Regions from separate parts of the Homo sapiens genome. Here region 2 is linked to region 1. The links are chromatin loops, found by intact Hi-C in ENCODE. Cell type or tissue: heart right ventricle. All regions are shown on one strand. Links, peaks and the distances in the headings refer to the core of each region. The heading gives the core; the rest is flanking DNA. Region 1 has its middle 100 kb from the start of GZMB. Region 2 holds the start of LOC105370415 (a long non-coding RNA gene).

What was found. Hi-C counts contacts between places; a loop is a spot of excess contacts. Peaks named below come from ENCODE experiments on the same cell type or tissue, not always from the same donor. Only the 100,000 strongest peaks of a DNase experiment are listed, where the experiment ranks them.
Region 2: a loop joins it to region 1, with 2.5 times the contacts of the local background. A loop is called at or near these places in 10 of 110 quality-filtered maps.

Annotation. Positions count from the first base shown.
Region 1 is chr14:24,730,590-24,740,307 of GRCh38, forward strand. No RefSeq gene overlaps it. Among named protein-coding and RNA genes, the nearest start is that of GZMB, 100 kb to the left of the region's middle. In heart right ventricle, for the core only: a CTCF peak has its summit at 4,503 (motif pointing right); a DNase peak (open chromatin) is centred at 4,510.
Region 2 is chr14:25,239,874-25,249,591 of GRCh38, forward strand. It overlaps LOC105370415 (a long non-coding RNA gene), which reads left to right and starts at 6,685. Exons shown (of 6, transcript XR_007064373.1): 1 at 6,685-6,888; 2 at 9,384-9,588. In heart right ventricle, for the core only: no CTCF peak of the experiment used is centred there; no DNase peak of the experiment used is centred there; H3K27me3 peaks cover 577 bases.

The DNA of each region.
Region 1 (9,718 bases), core at 488-8,487:
TACAAGACAAGGATGCCCTCTCTCACCACTCCTATTCAACATAGTAATGGAAGTTCTGGCCAGGGCAATCAGGCAAGACAAAGAAATAAAGGGTATCCAAAAAGGAAGAGAGGAAGTCAAGTTGTCTCTGCAGACAACATGATTTTATGTTTACAAAACCCCATCACTTCAGCCCAAAAACTTCTTGAACTGTTAAGCAACTTCAGCAAATCTCAGGATACTAAAATCAATGGGCAAAAATCACAAGCATCCCTTTACATCAACAATAGGCAAGCAGAGAGCCAAAACAGGATTGTGAATTCCATTCACAATCACTACAAAGATAGTAAAATACCTAGGAATACAGATAGCAAGGGATGTGAAGGACCTCTTCAAGAAGAATACAAACCACAGCTCAAGGAAATAGGAGAGGTCACAAACAAATGGAAAAACATTCCATCCTCATGGATAGGAAGAATGAATATTGTGAAAATGGCCATACTACCCAAAGTAATTTACAGATTCAATGCTATTCCCATCAAACTGCCATTGACATTCTTCATGGAATTAGAAAAAAACAATTCTAACTTTCATATTGAATCAAAGAAGACCCCGTATAGCCAAGACAATCATAAGCAAAAAGAACAAAGATGGAGGCATCGTGCTACCTGATTTCAAACTATTACAAGGCTATAATAACCAAACAGCATGGTACTAGTACCAAAACAGACATATAGACCAATGGAGCAGAAAAGAGGCCTCAGAAATAACACCACATACCTACAACCATCTGATCTTTAACAAACCTGACAGAAACAAGCAACGGGAAAAGGATCTCCTACTCAGTAAATGGTTCTAAGAAAACTGGCTAGCTATATTGATAACTGAAACTGGACTCCTTCCTTACACCTTATACAAAAATTGGACTCAAGATGGATTAAAGATTTAATGTAAAACCCAAAACCATAAAAATCCTAGAAGAAAACCTAGGCAGTACCATTCAGGACATAGGCATGGGCAAAGACTTCATGACAAAAACACCAAAAGCAATTGCAACAAAAGACAAAATTGACAAATGGGACCTAATTAAACCAAAGAGCTTCTGAACAGCAAAAGAAGCTATCACCGGAGTGAACAGGCAACCTACAGAATGGGAGAAAAGTTTTGTAATCTACCCATCTGACAAAGGTCTAATATCCAGAGTTTACAAAGAACTTAAACATATTTACAAGAAAAAAACAAGCAACTCATCAAAAAGTGGGCAAAGGATATGAACAGACACTTCTCAAGACAAGATATTTACATGGCCAACAAACATATGAAAAAAAGCTCAACGTCACTGATCATCAGAGAAATGAAAATCAACACCACAATGAGATACTATCTCACACCACTCAGAATGGTTATTAAAAAGTCAGGAAACAATAGATGCTGGTGTGGCTGTGGAGAAATAGGAATGCTATTACACTGTTGGGAATGTAAATTAGTTCAATCATTGTGGAAGACAGTGTGGCGATTCTTCAAGGATCTAGAACCAGAAATGCCATTTGACCCAGCAATCCCATTACTAGGTATATACCCAAAGGAATATGAATCATTCTACTATAAAGACAATGCACACATATGTTTACTGCAGCACTATTTACAATAGCAAAAACATGGAACCAGCCCAAATGCCCATCAGTGATAGACTGGATAAAGAAAATGTGGTACATATACACCAGGGAATACTATGCAGCCATAAAAAAGAATGAAATCAGGTCCTTTGCAGGAACATGGATGGATAAAGCTGGAAGCCATCATCTTCAGCAAACTAACACAGAAACAGAAAACTGAACACCACATGTTCTCACTTATAAGTGGGAGTTGAACAGTGAGAACACATGGACACAGAGAGTGGAACAACACATACCAGGGCCTATTGGAGGGTGGGGAGTGAGGGGAGGGAACTTAGAGGATGGGTAAATAGGTGCAGCAGATCACCATGGCACATGTATACCTATGTAACAAACCTACATGTTCTGCACATGTATCCTGTTTTTTCTTTTTTAGAAGAAATAAAGAAAAAAATCTTATGGAGAAGCTCAAAAATAAGCTTTTATTGTTTTCCTGTGAATACTAGCAGTGGTAAAAAGCATTACTCCAAAATTACAAAGAGGAGCTGTCCTGGTTAATAACTCTGAGTGCCCACAAAGCCCCAAACAAGTTTATGAAACTTTGAGACCAATACAAATGTATACTACAGGCCTCATATTTTGCTGCAGTCTGGTTCTAATTTTCCCTGTTGGGGTCAGGGTTTTGAGACACTACAATGCCACTTTTTAATGATGGTAAATTTTTAGCATTGCCTTCACATTTGGGGGTAGCATCCATTTTGATCCTCTTCCTTATCTTCTCCTTCTCCTTTGCCTTTTGCATTATGATTCTGCCTTCCTTTCTCACCCTTAGGAAGTAGACTTTCAGATCCACTCCAGTGATTAGTTGATGATTGGCGGGGCCTATCCCTTTGAGGATTATTTTGTCTTCTTTTCCATCAAATCCCCTTAGGCTCCAAATCATAGGCCTAGGGACAATATTCTCACTCCCTGTTCTTTATCCTCTCTAAACATCTCTGGCATCTAGCTTTGCACAAAAACTAATACAAAATCAGCACAATCACATTGCAAAACCTTTTGGCAGCACCTGTGCAAGCTGATTGTATGCACATACTATGTCCTGTGATCCAGCAATTACACCACTTGGCAAATACCTAACAAAAAAGGGTATATATGCATGCAAAACAAATGTGTATAGATGCTCATACCAGCACAATTCAGAACAGTAGCTAGAATAGTAACTGGAGTCAACTCATCATAAGAATCGATTAAAAATTGTGGTACATTTATTAATATAGCAATGAGAATAAATTGCAACTAACAACATGAATTTCCCTCACAAAATAATGTTGAGCAAAAGAAACTTGACACAGAAGAGTATATATTCATGTATGTGTATGTGTGTATATTATAAAAATAGGCAAAATTCATCTACGGCATAGAAGTTAGGATAGCAGGGATGGGGCTGTGGCGAATGACAGGAAGGAGACACAACGAGGTCTTCTGGGTGCTGGAATGATCTGTTTCTTGATCTGAGTTCTGGTTAGGTAGTTGTGTTCACTTTGTGTACCTTTCCATTTGCATGTTATATTGCAATGAAATTTTACTTTAAAAGAAAAAAATCACACATTGAAAATCACTCTGAGACACATTCATCTTTTTCGAAAACATACAGCCATTTCTGTACAAAATACAGCCACATAGCAAGCTCAATTCTACCACTGAACAAGCTACTTTTGATTATCATCTTAGCAGTCTTGATTATTAGTGTCAGTGGTAAAGCTTTGTACCTAGCTAAGAGCTTTTCTAGGAGAAGTAAGCATGATACCTGCAGAAATTTTCCAAATGTTTGAGAGCCTAGTATGAGTTCAGGTATTGTGTCAGTCGCCATGGTGAGAACAATGAGTCTCTGGCCTCAGAGGCCTCCTTGGCTATTTCTTTGTTTTTATTATACTTTAAGTTTTAGGGTACATGTACACAACATGCAGGTTTGTTACATATATATTACATGTGCCATGTTGGTGTGCTGCACCCATTAACTCGTCATTTAACATTAGGTATATCTCCTAATGCTATCCCTCCCCTATTTCTTGACTGTCTCACTCCCCTGCCTTTCTCCCCCCGGGCCCCATTCACATACTCTGCTGAGTCTACCATGTTGTGCCATCTCCCTCTCTTTTCTCCTGTGAATACATCAACTTTCTGTTTGTGAGACCATCCTGTAATGCAGTTGGAGGGCAATGGGGCAAGAAGGCAACTGAGAATTGGATTTCAGATATCGCTAATCATGTACCTATGTATGCCACCTCCTAGATACCATCTCCACCCCCACTCTGCTGTTCATCGCTGTTGCTAACCTGTTACCTGAAAACCTAGGCCACGATATGACCAGTTAACACACCAAAGTAATTTGAAGAATTATATGCAAGTAACAAGAAACATTTAGCGATCATCCAGAAGTGCTTACTAGTAAAGTAAGAATATGTCAGAAACATGCCTGTTGTTTAGGTACTGAGATAGACATTCTGACTCTATGGTTCAAAACCTGGGGTCCCTGGATCTCTGTGTAGGAACCAGGTCCTTAAGTTATGTGCAATATGTTAAAAAGTCACAGAAATTGCACACTTACCAACAATATTTTACAGGCTAGGTAAAGTATGAATTTTTATGTTGAACTAGAAATACATAACCTTTGTGTAGTAAGCTTGGTTACTGCATGTTGGTCACAAGTTCTGATTGGCAGTTTTCTATGACTTTAATAGATGCAAACTGGTAGACTAATAAATACGTAATAGACAGAGTTTTTCTGAAAGAAAAATTTCAAAATGTGACGTCTCTGGAGTTAATAAAATAATAAAACGGCTTTTCGGTAGTGAACAATGTGGCAAGTACTGATGTAGTTTCAGACATCTTGCCCTTCTACAGGACCAGCAGAGGGCGCTAGAATTAAATTATTCCCTTGATCCATTCTTGCTTCAAGGACTCAAGAAAAAAAAAGGTGGTGATGATTACAACGAGGCAGAGTCATGTGAAGATGCAAGAGTGACAACATACTGGGCTGGCAAGTCCATTTCATGTAATAACTTCTAAGGAATAGGAGGGGTAGCATGCAACGAGGAACAGTTTTTTTTGATGGCAGTTTTGTTTTTATTACAGTCAATAATTGCTCACAATTGTTTAGAACTAGGGCCTCCCTACTGTGCGTTCATTCAGGACATAGCTGAAAGAATAAGCCCACCTCTGACCCCCTGAAGTGTCATTTCATCAAAAGAGGCAGGTGTGAGTGTGTTGAAACAGTGACGTCTTGGCATTGCTGGGCTTGATTCCTCCTCCTCTTTCCATTGTTCCTCCAAGGATGACCCTGGAGGAATTATTTCTGGCACTAATAAGTAGGAAGGTGAGGTTCTCTTTGATGGGGGTTACAAATCTCCACTTTTTTCTCACCCAGCAGGTATTAGGAAGATGCACCCTGCCGTGCTATCCTGAAGAAAACCTCTGCCCCAGGAACAAACAGTCAGGACAGTCTGGACTCTATTATTTCATTTCTTCCACACAACTAATTGTTTGTTTCTAGAGAAACTGAACATGTGTCATCTTGTTTCACTGCTTTTGGTAACTACACATTTCAGTGATTACTATTCTACAGAGTCACACAGAGTTTCTTTAAGGCACATAACCTACTTAATTATAAGGATTCTTGTATTCATCACTTCTTCACATCTTCAATGGTCCTACTGTTTTCAACTTACTTGCTCAACCTGGATACTAGGCTTCCAAATTAATTTTATTTATTTGAACATGTTTTTATTTTATTCTTTAATTGACATATAATGATTGTACATATTCATGTGGTATGTAGGGATGTTTTGAGACACATAGTGTATAGTGATCAGATTGGGGCAAATAGCATATCTATCATCTCAAATACCTATTATTTCTCTGTGTTGGGAACATTCCTCTAGCTATTTAAGACTATATATTATTATTAAGTATAGTTATGCTACAGTGGTAGAGAATACTGGAACTTATTCTATCTATCTAGCTGTAACTTTATATGTAATTTTATATCCTTTAACACATCTCTCCCTGTCGCTCCCTTACCCCATCCTTCCCAGGCTCCACTATCCTCTGTTTAACTTTTTGTTTCTATAAGATCTACTTTTTTTAGCTTCCACATAAGAATGAGAACATGTAGTGTTTAAATTTCTGTTTCTGGCTTATTTCACTTAACATAATGCCCTCCAGTTCCATCCATGTTGCCTCAAATGAAAGGATTTCTTTCTTTTTTTATGGCTGAATCATATCCCATTGTGTATACAGACTACATTTAAAAAGGCATTCATCTGTTGTTGGACATCTAAACTGACTTTATATCTTGGCTATTGTCAATAGAGCTGCAATAAACATGAGGATACAGATGTCTCTTCAAATATACAGATTTCCTTTTTTAATTAGTCCATTTTCACTCTGCTGAAAAAGACATATCCAAGGCTGGGCAACTTATAAAAGAAAGAAGTTTATTGGACTCACAGTTCTACATGACTGGGGAGGCCTCACAATCATGGTGGAAGGTGAAAGGCATTTCTTACGTGGTGGTGGCAAGAGGGAAGAGCTTGTGCAGGGAAACTTTTGTTTTTAAAACCATCAGCTCTTGTAAGACCCATTCACATTATACAGCACATAAAAGACTTGCCCCCATGATTTAATTACCTCTCACCAGGTCCCTCCAACAACACATGGGAATTCAAGATGAGATTTGCGTGAGGACACAGCCAAACCATATCATTCCACCCATGGCCCCTCCCAAATCTCATGTCCTCACATTTCAAAACCAATCATGCCTTCCCAACAGTCCCCCAAAGTCTCAACTCATTTCAGCATTACATCAAAAATTCATAGTCCAAAGTCTCATCCAAGACAAGGCAAGTCCCTTCCTTCTATGAACCTGTAAAATCAAAAGCAAGTTAGTTACTTCCTAGATACAATGGGGGTACAGGTATTGGGTAAATAAAGCCATTGGGTAAATACAGCTACTCCAAATGGGAGAAATTGGCCAAAACAAAGGGGCTACAGGCACCGTGCAAGTCCAAAACCCAGCTGGGCAGTCAAATCTTAAAGCTCCAAAACGATCTCCTTTGACTCCATGTCTCACAGCCAGGTCATGCTCATGCAAGAGGTGGGTTCCCATGGTCTTGGGAAGCTCTATCCCTGTGCCTCTGCAGGGTACAGCCTCCCTCCTGGTTTCTTTCATGGGCTGGCATTGAGTGTCTGTGGCTTTTCCAGGCACACAGTGCAAGCTGTCTGTGGATCTACCATTCTGGGGTCTGGAGGATAGTGACCCTCTTCTCACAGCTCAACTAGGCGATGCCCCAGTAGGGACTCTGTGTGAGGGCTCTAACCCCACATTTCCCTTCTGCACAGCCCTAGCAGAGGTTCTTTATGAGATCCCTGCCCTAGCAGTAATCTTCTGCCTGGGCATCCAGGCGTTTGCATACATCTGAAATCTAGGGAGAGGTTCCCAAACCCCAGTTCTTGACTTCTGTGCACTTGTAAGCTCAACACCACCTGGAAGCTGCCAAGGCTTGGGGCTTGAATCCTCTGAAGCTATGGCCTGGGCTCTATATTGGCCCCTTTCAGCCATGGCTGGAAAAGGTGGGATGCAGGGCACCAAGTCCCTAGGCTGCACACAGCATGGGGACCTGGGGCCCAGCCTATGAACCCACTTTTTCCTCCTAGGTCTCCAGGCATGCGATGGGAGGGGCTGCCATGAAGAACTCTGACCTGCCTGGGAGATGTTTTCCCCATTGTCTTGGAGATTAACATTCGGCTCTTCATTACTTATGCAAATTTCTGCAGCCAGATTGAATTTCTCCTCAGAAAATGGGATTTTCTTTTCTATCATATTGCCAGGATGTGAATTTTCTGAACTTTTATGCTCTGCTTATAACTGAGTGTGTTTAACAGCACCCAAGCCACCTCTTGAATGGTTTGCCGCTTAGAAGTTTCTTCTGCAAGATACCCTAAATCATCTTTCTCAAGTTCAAAGTTCCACAAATCTCTAGGGCAGGGGCAAGATGCCACCAGTCTCTTTGCTAAAACATAACAAGAGTCACCTTTGCTCCAGTTCCCAACAAGTTCCTCATCCTGGACCACCTCAGCCTGGACCTTATTGTTTATATAACTATCAGCATTTTTGTCAAAGCCATTCAACAAGTCTCTAGGAAGTTCCAAACTTTCCCACATTTTCCTATCTTCTTCTGAGCCCTCCAAATTGTTCCAACCTCTGCCTGGTACCCAGTTCCAAAGTCGCTTCCACATTTTTGGGTATCTTTTCAGCAATGCCCCACTCTATTGGTACCAGTTTACTATATTAGTCCCTTTTCACGCTGCTGATAAAGACATACCTAAGAGTGGGCAATTTACAAAAGAAAGAAGTTTATTGGACTCACAATTCCACGTGGCTGGGGAGGCCTCACAATCATGGCAAAAGGTGGAAGGCATTTCTTAGATGGCGGTGGAACGAGAGAAGAGCTTGTGCAGGGAAACTCCCATTTTTAAAACCATCAGATCTCGTGAGACTTATTCACTATCACGAGAACAACACGAAAAAGATGCCTCCATGATTCAATTACCTCCCACCTGGTCCCTCCCACAATGCTGGGAATTCAAGATGAGATTTCGGTGGGGACGCAGCCAAACCGTATCACTTTCCTTTGGATAAATGCCCAGTAGTAGGATTGCTGGATCATATAACAGTTCTATTTGTAGGACCCTCCATACTATACTTTATAATGGCTGTACTAGTTTATATTTCCACCAATAGTACATGAGTTCCACTTTATCCACATCCTCTCTAGCATTAGCTATTCTTTGTCTTTGTGATAATAGTCATCCTAACTGAGGTTAGATGATACCTCATTGGGGTTTTGATTTACATTTCCCTGAGGATTAGTAATGCTGAGCAGTTTTTCATATATTTGGTGGCCTTTTGTATGTCTTCTTTGGGGAAATGTCTGTTCAGATAATTTGCTCATTTTTAAATTGGATTGTTCATTTTCTATTGAGATGTTTGAGTTCCTTGTATATTCTGGATATAGCCAAAGCATTCCTGAGCAAAAAGAACAAAGCTGGAGGCATCACACCACCAGACTTCAAAATACTACAAAGCTGTAGTCACCAAAGCATCATGGTCCTGGCATAAAAACAGACATATAGATTCATGGAACAGTATAGAAAATTCAGAAATTAATCCACATCTCCACAGCCAACTGACTCCTGACAAAGGCGCCAAGAATGCTCACTTGGGAAAGGACAACCTCTTCAATAGATGATGCTGGGGAAAACTGGATATCCCTATGCAGGAGAATGAAGCCAGACCTTCCCCACCACCCCCGCCTTTTATCCTATAGAAAAATAAACTTAAAATTCATCAAACACCTAAACATAGACCCAAAACTATAAAACTACCAGAAGGAATCATAGGGGAAATGTTTCATTCAGTATATTGGTCTGGGAAAAATTTGTATGAGTAAGATCTCAAAAGCACAGGCAACAAAAGCAAAAATAAACAAATGGGATTATATCAAACTAAAAAGCTTCTGTACAGCAAAAGAAACAACCAACAGAGTGAAAAGGTAATCTACAGAATGGGAGAAAATATTTGAAAACTATTTGAACTTTTAAAGATGTGTTTTTCTTCTTTCCTTTTATTTTGAATCAGTGCTTATGTGACTGGAATTATAACCCTCGTGTTGTGAGTCCACATAGGAGAACTCTAGAGTGGCTCAGCAAGGCCTTTAAAAGCAATCTACAACCCTTTCTATGGCAACCTTGACAGCTCAGTCATTTTCCTCAACCGGAAATACTTCAATGGTAGTGGGAGGATGCTCTAACTTTTGGGGCAGAATTTCAGAGCAGTTCTGATGTTCAATAGAAATCTGCTTCTTTGACTTGTTCAACAGTAGATGCAAGTTATGATCTTCCTGTCAACTGACTTTGGATTTTTGAAAGTCACTATGCAGTTTCCCCTCCATTTTTTCTTTCTCCAAGACTAAACATCTCCAAGATCTTTACTAATGTCTCATGTGGTATAAAATTCCTTTCTCTCCTTTGTCATCATGATCAAAATTTCTCTATTTGTCAGT
Region 2 (9,718 bases), core at 1,170-9,169, 510 kb after region 1:
TGATTCAGGAGGTAGGAAAGGTGCCTCTAAGCCATATAGAGAAAGGATGAAGAGGTAGGTGGCAGCTAGAGAGGAGAATTGGAGATGGGAGGTGTTCCGTCATTCAGTGTTGCATACAAATTACCCCCAAACTTAGTGACATAAAATGAAAATGTACTATATTCACAGATTCTGTGAGTCAGGAGTTCTTAGATTTGTTTGGGCAGTCTCTCATGTAGTTGCAGTCATATGCTGGTTGGGGCTTCACACACCCGAAAATTTGATGAGGGTGCTGGAGAACTCACTAGCATAGCTGGTAAGTTAGTACTGGCTGTTGACTCGAGGCCTCAGTTCTCCACGTGGGCCGCTGCATGGAGCTGCTTGAGTGTCCACATAACACAATAACTGGCTTTTCCCAAAGCAAGCAATCCAAGAGGGCAAGTTGGAAGCCATGCTTCCACTATATACTCTTGATCACTCAGAGCCAGTGCTGATTCAGTATAGGAGGAGATTACTCAAGGTCATAAAAATCAGGAAACATGGATCAGTGGGGTCCATCCTGGAGGCTAGCCACGACAGAGCAAGGCCACAGATATATTTATTAGAAATTTGAAAAGTATTTTTACACATAATGTGCCATTAACCATTCCTCAGCCTCCTCACTCAATTTTCAGTAAATCTAATACACTCATTAATGTTTTGTGGAGTTGGATTTGCTCCTGAGGTCTGCTTTAAGTGGGCTTGAGACAAGAGGAGAGGACATCTACAGTTTTGGACACATCTGAGTTAAGTACATATTTTGACATTTTTCCCAAATGAAGCAGGGAGTCTCTGAATTACGTTATAAAAACTCCTGTAAAAGTGATAGGAATATCTAAGGTTTCTTTTTCTATTCTTCTTGCAAGTGACAGATTACTCTCATTTTGTCACCACAATTACAGTGAGAACATCTAATTATTTTCCTTCCCCTAGGCAATGTATACCTCAGGGTGAAGAGAATAGCTTTCTTCTATATTTGACCTTTTATATTGGCTTGAGACCAAAAAAGTTCATGTGGGAGATTCCACCTAGTCCGATTTTTGCCATATACACATCCTCAGAGGGTCACTTAAAACTCTTTCCTTCCATGCAAGAGCACTTTCCCTCCCACCTCTCTTTTCCTGATACCTTGACAAGGAGAAACAAGAGCCATGAGGATCCAGAATGAGAAATAGGAAGACTTAGGGAGGAAATGTCCTAATCCACAGTCTTCTGGGAAGTCAGAACTTCTCTTTTCAGTTCAGCTCATCTTCTGTTTCACAGGGAGAATGATTAGTCCTGAAGAATTAACTGTTCATCAAAAATAAAATCAAGTAAAAACGAAGGTAAAGGAAATTGACTCTTTACCATTGTGGAAAGGGCTGAAGATCTGTCATTCCTATTTCAGATTTAGTCAGAGAGAATTTGGGTAAGCATTGGCTTTCATAAATGCACTTCATGGCACACAGCTCCATGAATGTTCTCTCACAAATCGTCAGTGTGAATCAATGTAATACTCAATAACATTTCCCTTTGGAACCTGTTTTAAAAGAGCTATTATTGTGATGGCAAGAATATGCTAAGCACACAGACTATTATCCATTTGATTTTCTGCTGAAGAGAATTACTGCAAAGGTACCAAAGCAGTTTGATTATCACAGGGAGAGTTTTTATTTTCAGCTTTTTCAAGCTGTGTATTGAGTTGCTTTGCTTTCATTTAAACATTACATTCTATAATTAATTTACAATACACTCAGGGAAAAGACTCCTTGGTGTAAAGCAAAAAGCTACAAAAAAGTAGAAGATTTAATTCCCTCAAAGGCTTCAAATTAAATTTCAATTCAATGCAATTAACATTTATTGAATGTCTGCAGGGATCATAGCACTGTGTGGGTACTAGAATTCAAACTATGCAGAAGTTCAAGAGGGTTTCAAAGTTAATTTTATAAATATAGGTAGAGAAAAATCAGAATCATTTAAACTATATTCTTTTTGAAGTCTAGATTTCCTTTGACAGATTCTCAAAATGGTGTGTAATCTGATTGGGAGTTCCCTTGGAATACGGCAAAGAGCACAAAAAACATTCTTTCTTGAGTCTTAAATTTGGAGTAAATAAATTTTTATTACTACCTCAAGAAATGGCTTAAATGATAGAAGAAACTAGTTTAAAATATTTTAACTAAAATTAGTGAATGATAGTGTTGCTTTCAGAAAGATACCATAAAATAAAAAGACTCCTGTTATACATGGAATTTAACATTTCAGATTTGGAACGTATTTACTCTTTAAGTGTCATTCAAAAAATAACAAGTAGTAGTCTGGTTATCACCAGGAACTAGGAATAATTTGGAAAGAGAGTAGAGATACTTTTAGAACTGCTGGAATTTTTCAAAAGACCTACCAAAATCTAGCAAAAGAAGTACATCAAAATTTCTCCAGAGCCCTCCTTACCTAAGAATGTTTCATATATCTGCCAGCCCTTTTCCTGCAAAAGTCAAAGATGGGTCTAGATACAAAGCAGATGCAATGAGTTCCTTTCTTAGGATCAAAAACCACACCTCATCTGCAGACGAGATCCTGAACACAAAAACACTGTTTCTTTGTCTATGTTTTATTATCAATTTGTCCTGTTTATCCTGTGAGATTCTTTCTTAAAATTTTGTTAATGTGATTCTATGCAGCCATAAAAAAGAATGAGATCATGTATTTTGCAGGGACAGGAATGGAGCTGGAGGCCTTTACTCTTAGCAGACTAATGCAGGAACAGAAAACCAAATACCACATGTTCTCACTTATAAGTGGCAGCTAACCGATGAGACCCTGTGGACACAAAGAGGGGAATAACGCACATTGGGGCCTATTGGAGGAGGGAGGGTGGGAGAAGGGAGAGGATCAGGAAAAATAACTAGTGGGTGCTAGGCTTAATACCTGGGTGATGAAGTAATCTGTACAACAAACTCTCATGACACAAGTTTACCTATGTAACAAACCCACACATGTACCCTTAAACTTAAACTAAAAGTTAAAAAAAATTAATTTAATTCTGAGTCAGTACTGTTTACTGAAAAGTACTTCCTTTCCCCCTGCCCTATGGTGGAAACTGCCACCACTTTCGTTGTATATTAGCCAACTGTATATTTGTGAGTCTGTTTCTGCACTCTATTTTGTGTCATTTTTCTATTTGTCTATCCTTGCATCCATTCCATTTTAACTGTTATTTGTTGACCCTTGCAATCTGAAAATCCTCTAACTTTATTTTTCTTTTAAGTTTGTTTTGGGTATTCTTAAGAGTTTTTATGTCCATACAAGTTTTAGTTCAACATCAGCTTGTTAATATCAACAATTGAAAACAATAGCAACAACAATAACAACAACAACAACCAAAGCCAAAAACCAACCAACCAGACAAATAAACCTCTTGGGATTTTATTTGAAATTGCATTTAATCTATGGAGCAATTTGAGGAGATCTGAAGCTTTACAGTATTGAGTTTTCTAGTATGCAGGCGTGGTGCATTTTATCATTTATATGGGTAGCTTTAATTTCTCTTATAAATGCTTTCCAGATAGAAGTCTTGTGTAAGTTGCATTAGATTTATTCCTGTATTTGACTGATAGTTTTGAAGCTATTATAAAGGGTAGAAGTAAAAAAAAATCCAGTTGTTTGTTGCTAGCGTGTAGAAATACAGTTGATTTTGTATATTGATTTTGTATCTAGAGACATTTAAAAATCACTTATTTGTTCTAATATTTCACCTGTAGACTCTGCTGGATTTTCTAAGTACAAAACTAGGTTGTGTGCAAATAATGGTAGTCATGGTTTTTCCCTTAAAATCTTTATAGTGTTTCTTTCATTTGCATTACTGTACTAGCTAGGATATACAGATCAAAATCGAATAGATGAGGTAAAAGCAAACATCTCTGTATCGTTCTTGATTTCCGGGAGAATGATTTTAATGCTTTACCATTAAGTATGGTATTTGCTATAAGGGTTTTTGTAGATAAGGATTGATTTTTATTATATCTATTTTAGTTGTTAATAATTGTTAATCGTTGTTTCATTTCTTTTTCTTTAGCCTACTTTCTTTCAGCCTGAGACTGAGTCCTCCTACACCCTCCAACAGCTTTGTAAACAGTTTTGTAAAATGCCTCTTGATTTTCCACACTGTCAAATCTGCCAGTTAATCAGATCCATTCCTTTTTTTCCTTTTCTGGAGACATGTAGATTGTTTGCACTCCACCTGGGTGCTTCTAGGACTCCCTTTGCCATCATTCTGGGAATTCCAGTTGCCTTTTTCTGATTTCCAGGGGCTGTTCTTGGTTCCTTAATTTTCTTTCTTCTTGGCTTCTTCCCATGTTTCCGTGGTAAACAACTTTAGCCATTTCCTTTGGGCACCCGAGCTCACAGTGCAGCATGGAGCATCAGGGTAGGTCTGTGGGAGACTGATTTGAGAAAACTCAAATGAGCAGAGGGGCTTTAGGACAGAAAGTGAGGAGGGGAAAATGGGAAGAAACAGCTGCTATGCTTCAATCCATGACAATAATGAGGCCATTTTGAGTAACACAAAATTTGGTCAATACCATATCTAAGAATGTATTTTCCATACCATTTATCAAAATGGCTAAAGCACATTAAAAAAATTCAAGTAAAATATTCACAGAATTCCTGAAAACCACTAAGATTTATTAAAATTTGAAATTAATTACCAAAGATTCCAATGAACTTTTCTGTAAATAATTAATATTCATTCAATAAATATTAAAAAATATTCAATATTTTTATATGCTCCTAGATGTTTGAAATGCATAATTGAACAAAATAGACAAATCTCTGCTTTCATGGGGGAAGATAGGCAATAAACATAGTAAGTTACTTTGTAGCATAATAGAAAGTGATAAGAGATGTAGAAAGGATATGGATGACTAGGAGTCCTGGGCAGGATGAAAAGTGCAATTTTAAATAAGGTTGTCAGAGTAGGCTTCATGGAGAAGGTGGTATTTGAGCAGAGATTTGAAGAGGAGCACTGCAGGCAGAGAAAATAGCCAATGCAAAGGCCCAAAGGTGGGCACATATCTGGCATGTTCAGCAACATGGGGGGCCAGTGTGGCTGAAGTAGAGTGAATGAGAGAGAGCATAACAAGAGGTTAGGTCAGAGAGATGATGAGGGCTAAGCCATGTTGAACCACACTGGCCATCATAGTACTTGGGCACTCACTCAGAATGAATATAGGAGCCCTCAGTAGCATAGATTTGGAGCAGAGTGACATGATCTGGCTTGTATTTTGAAGCAATCACTTAGGGGTGGTGTTGAGAAGAGGCTGTAGGGGCCAAGGACAGGAGGAGGAAGGCCAGGCAGAAGCTACTGAAGTGATTCTGGCTGGTGGCTCCAATCAAAATGGCAGCAGTGCAAGTGGCAGTGCAGGTAGTGAGAAGTGAACATCATCACTGCTGGGTAACACTGCCCTAAAACCAAAGTGGCTTAAAATAATTTATTATCCTCATTCTGTGGGCTGGCCAAGTGGTTCTTCTGATGGTTTCTTCTGGACTCATTCATGTGGCTGCATCTGCGGCAAGGCTGGCTCCCTCACATGGCCAGGGGACCTTGGTTCTCCTTCATCCAGCCTCCAGCCTTTCATCCCCCAGTGCTAGGCCAGCCTCCTTATGTGGTGGCCTTAGGGAGTATTCCAAGAGAGGGAGTGGGGATGCTACAAAGTACCTACCTTGAAGTCACATAATATCATTTCTGCCACATTCTACGTTTTTAAACCAAGTCACAAGGGCAGTTTAGATATAAGTGGTGAGGGAAATAGACTCCATGTCATGATGGGAGGAATAGCAAAGTTAATTGCAAAGGAACCTGCATCCTGGGGTAGGAGGAGTTTGTATCCAATTTTTTAATCCACCAAAGAAGTACTTAGCATGCTCTTTTTTTTTGTTTTTTTTTTTTTTTTTTTTTTTTTTTTTTTTTTTTAGACAGGGTCTTACTCTGTCACTCAGGCACAATCATAGCTCACTGGAGCCTCAAACATCAGGGCTCATGTTGTTTTCCTGCCTCAGGGGCTCCTGAGTAGCTGGGACTATAGGCATGTACCACCATGCCCAGCTAATCAGTTAATTTGTCAGTTTTTTGTTTTTTTAAAGAAGGGGTATTTTTATATTGCCTAGGGTGATCTTGAACCCCTGGGCTCAAGGGATCCTCCTGCCTCAGCCTCCCAAAGTGTTGGGATTATACTTTGTAAGCCCAAAGTGTGAGCCATCATGTCCAGCCAAAAAGTATTCAGTATTTTGAGAGTATAAGTTGGATATGTGATGTGAGAGAAAGAGAGGAATCAGGGATGACTTTGAGATTTCTGGCTTAAGCAACTGGCAAGTAGGAGTTTTTAATCAACTGAGGTGGGGAAGACTGTGGGTAGACTAAGTTTTGGGTGAGAAGAGCAGGATTCAGTCAGGGGAACGGAAGGGCAGGCTCTCTGTACCAGCACTCAGTATGCAGTTTCATATCAAGTCAAAGGCTGTCTGAGACCAACACTGGTCTTTGAGAGTGGGAAGTTCAAGCAAGCAGAAGATGACAAGTAGGTGTCGCTGGCTCTAATGGAAGATGGGCAAGAGAAGGCCTCTACATTCTAGAAAGTGAACTTGCTATGTGGTTTGCCTGGCAACGGACAGGGTGAGGTAAATAATGCCACAGAAGTTCCAGGATGAAGGATTACAAGAGGTTTGTAAGAAAACTCCAGGGGTACAGTGGTTCAGAAATGGACATAACAGCCTAGAGGAAGACCTGGGAGAAGCCCTTGAATAACCATTGGTCCATTGTGCATCTAGGGTCCTTAACAAAAAGATAAAAGACAAGTGTATAATATGTTGGAAAAAAAATTTCCCATTCCCACACAGGTAAGTGTCTACAGCAAAGCTATCCCTGGGTCTTGTAAATGTGGAATATGGCCCACAATTTAAAGTCAGCTTCTTTTTTTTTGAGTGAGGAAAAATCTCATAAGGAAATGCCTGATCCTTCTTTAGGCATAAAAAGAGCATGATTCACACCCAAGGAAGAGAATGTTGGGGGGAGTGCACCCACGCTGTGTGAAACTTCATTGTCATGCCTCTGTGTGAGGGTGTGTGGATACAGTGTCTGGGTGTATTTGCACACACATTTATTTCGGCAAATATTGGTAACTGCCTGATTGACCTTTCTTTAGGGCAAGGACTCAGATGGTTAGGAGGGAGAAACAGGTTGCTCCTCAGGCTGGTGCACATTCTTGGCTACATTTTACAAATAAGCTGTAAAAGATGGAATATATTTGCTGGCTGGTTTGACAGTCTACCCAGAGGTAGGAGGATGGACTCTATGACCTTTGAAAGTCAATTTTCATCCCAAGATTTCATGTTCCAATTATGGCTGATAGACTATTTAAATAAATGATGGTTTTTCTATTAGGAAAGAAAATTGACTGGAATTCATTCTATTTGAGCCACAAAAATTTGAAAATAGGTCAACTCTTAATTACCCAGGGTGATATAATAGGGAACATCTTGGATGGATTATCCCAAACCACAGGTAATTAACAAAATGTGCAAATTAGGCACTGATTCATAGCATTCATTAAAATTTACATTTAAACTACTACTTAAGCAGCATAGATTTATAGATGAGCAACTCAACATGGTAAAAATAATTTTAAGATGAATATACGCATTTTAAATAAAATGTAGAGTTGAAGATATTGCCAAAAGACTGGACAATCTGAAATATTTTCATACTCTAAAATTCAGAACATTTACCTAGTGCTGCATAAGACATTTGGCAGATTTAAAAAAATCTCATTTTTATAAAAGGCAAGGGAGAGATCAACAGAGGTTTTTCACCCCCTGGAAACTCCTGTGCCCGCCCAATGCTGGACCCTTCCCTTTGTGCTGGTGTTCAGGCCCACAAAGCCACCTCTTTCTCTCCCCGACACACTTCTGTGAAAAATGTTGACAGAAGAACAAAGACTAGGGTGAGTCAGGAAGTGAGAAAAAGAAACTAGAGACAGGAATAATTATAGCACAATCCTTAACCGATTATGGAAACCAAAATTTTAGTGCCATTTCTATCTTACCCAAGGAAAACAATGAAATGAACTTTACTAAAATTTAATATGGGTTAGCACATAACACATACATTTATATATAAATTTACATACATTGGCTGCGGATATTAAACCCTGGCTCACATAATCTTGGTCTTCCTTTGTACTCTATTGTATGGCATCCAGTCGTGCACAGGTGTGATCTGTCAGCCTCAAGCTTCAGCTCCTCCATATCTCTATCATCTATTATTCTTTCTCTACCTCTGTCCAGCCATGCTCAAGCATGCACAAATATGGAAGTGTGAGAAACTTGACTCAATGGGAGCTGAGAGCCAATGGATAAATACTTAACCTTTCCCATGTCCTGGATGAACAATTCTAAAGTGCATTCTACATGGTTCTTCAGAGGGACCTCATTGGCCCTTATTGGCCCTTAATAGTAACCAGCCCAATTATGTCCCCTTTGAATTGGCCTCTGCCCTTCCCTGTTTTCCCTTTTCCAGCCCCTACTATCCTGTTCTCCTTGGTAGGATTATTCCTGCAAATAAACTCCCTTTATGGAAGCCATTGTCTTAGACTCTTTTTGAGTCTTAGACTCTGTTTTTTTGAGGAAGAAACCAGGCTATGCAAGATTTATACTAAAACATCTTTATGAAAGGGTATAAGACAAATATTTTTGAGACTACTAATCTAAAGCATTGATTGTCAATGTATTTGTAAAAAATAAGCCCACAATATACTAATATTTGTATATGTGGCAAGCTATGTGCCACACATGTGCTGTTTTTATGAGCACATTAGGTATACCTCTACCCCCTTTTCTCCCACCCCATGCAGCATATTGACACAAATCAGAAAGAGTACTTCTATTATGGGGATGTTCTTACATTTACTCAAAGTTATAAATAAAGCTAATCAAGTGTAGGCTGTAGTACTTTATTATTAATACCAAATTTCTTTGAAGGCCTGGTAACTAATTGTGATTCAGAATGTTTTAGGTGGGATGCTTTGGTTGAAATCTCTAAAGCAAACAGATTCAGGTTTAGAAAGTGGAACTCGATGCTAACAACTATTTTTCATACTTAAGCAACTTCTCAAGTTATTTACTTATAAGCTATACATATAACTTTACATCTTTATGTAAGAGATTACATACAACTTTTTGCCATCTTAGTCCTTGCTCAAAAACAGCTCAGAGGTTTCCTTCATATATGCCAAGAAAATTAAAAAATTAAGAGTAAGTTAAGAAAACAGCTCAGGGGTGTTATGAGAAGGGTACTTTACCTCTTTAGCATTTTTCATCAAAATTTGTAACTTCAGTCTAATGAGAAAATATCAGACAATCCAAATTGAGGAGCATTCTACAAAATGTCCAGTACTCTTCAAAAGTGTCAAGATCCCCCAAAACAAGACAAGACTAAACAAGACAAGACTAAAAAACTGTCATAGATCAGAGAAGAATGGAGAGACCTGGTGACTAAATGCTTTGGGCTATCCTGGATTGGATTCTAGAATAGCAAATAAGGTGAGTGGGAAAAGTGGTGAAATACAAATAAAGTCTATAGTTTAGTTCAGCATTGTTTAGTATTGTGCTAATATTAATTTCTTAATTTTCAAAAATGCAGCATGGTTTTATAAGTACTAACATCATGGGA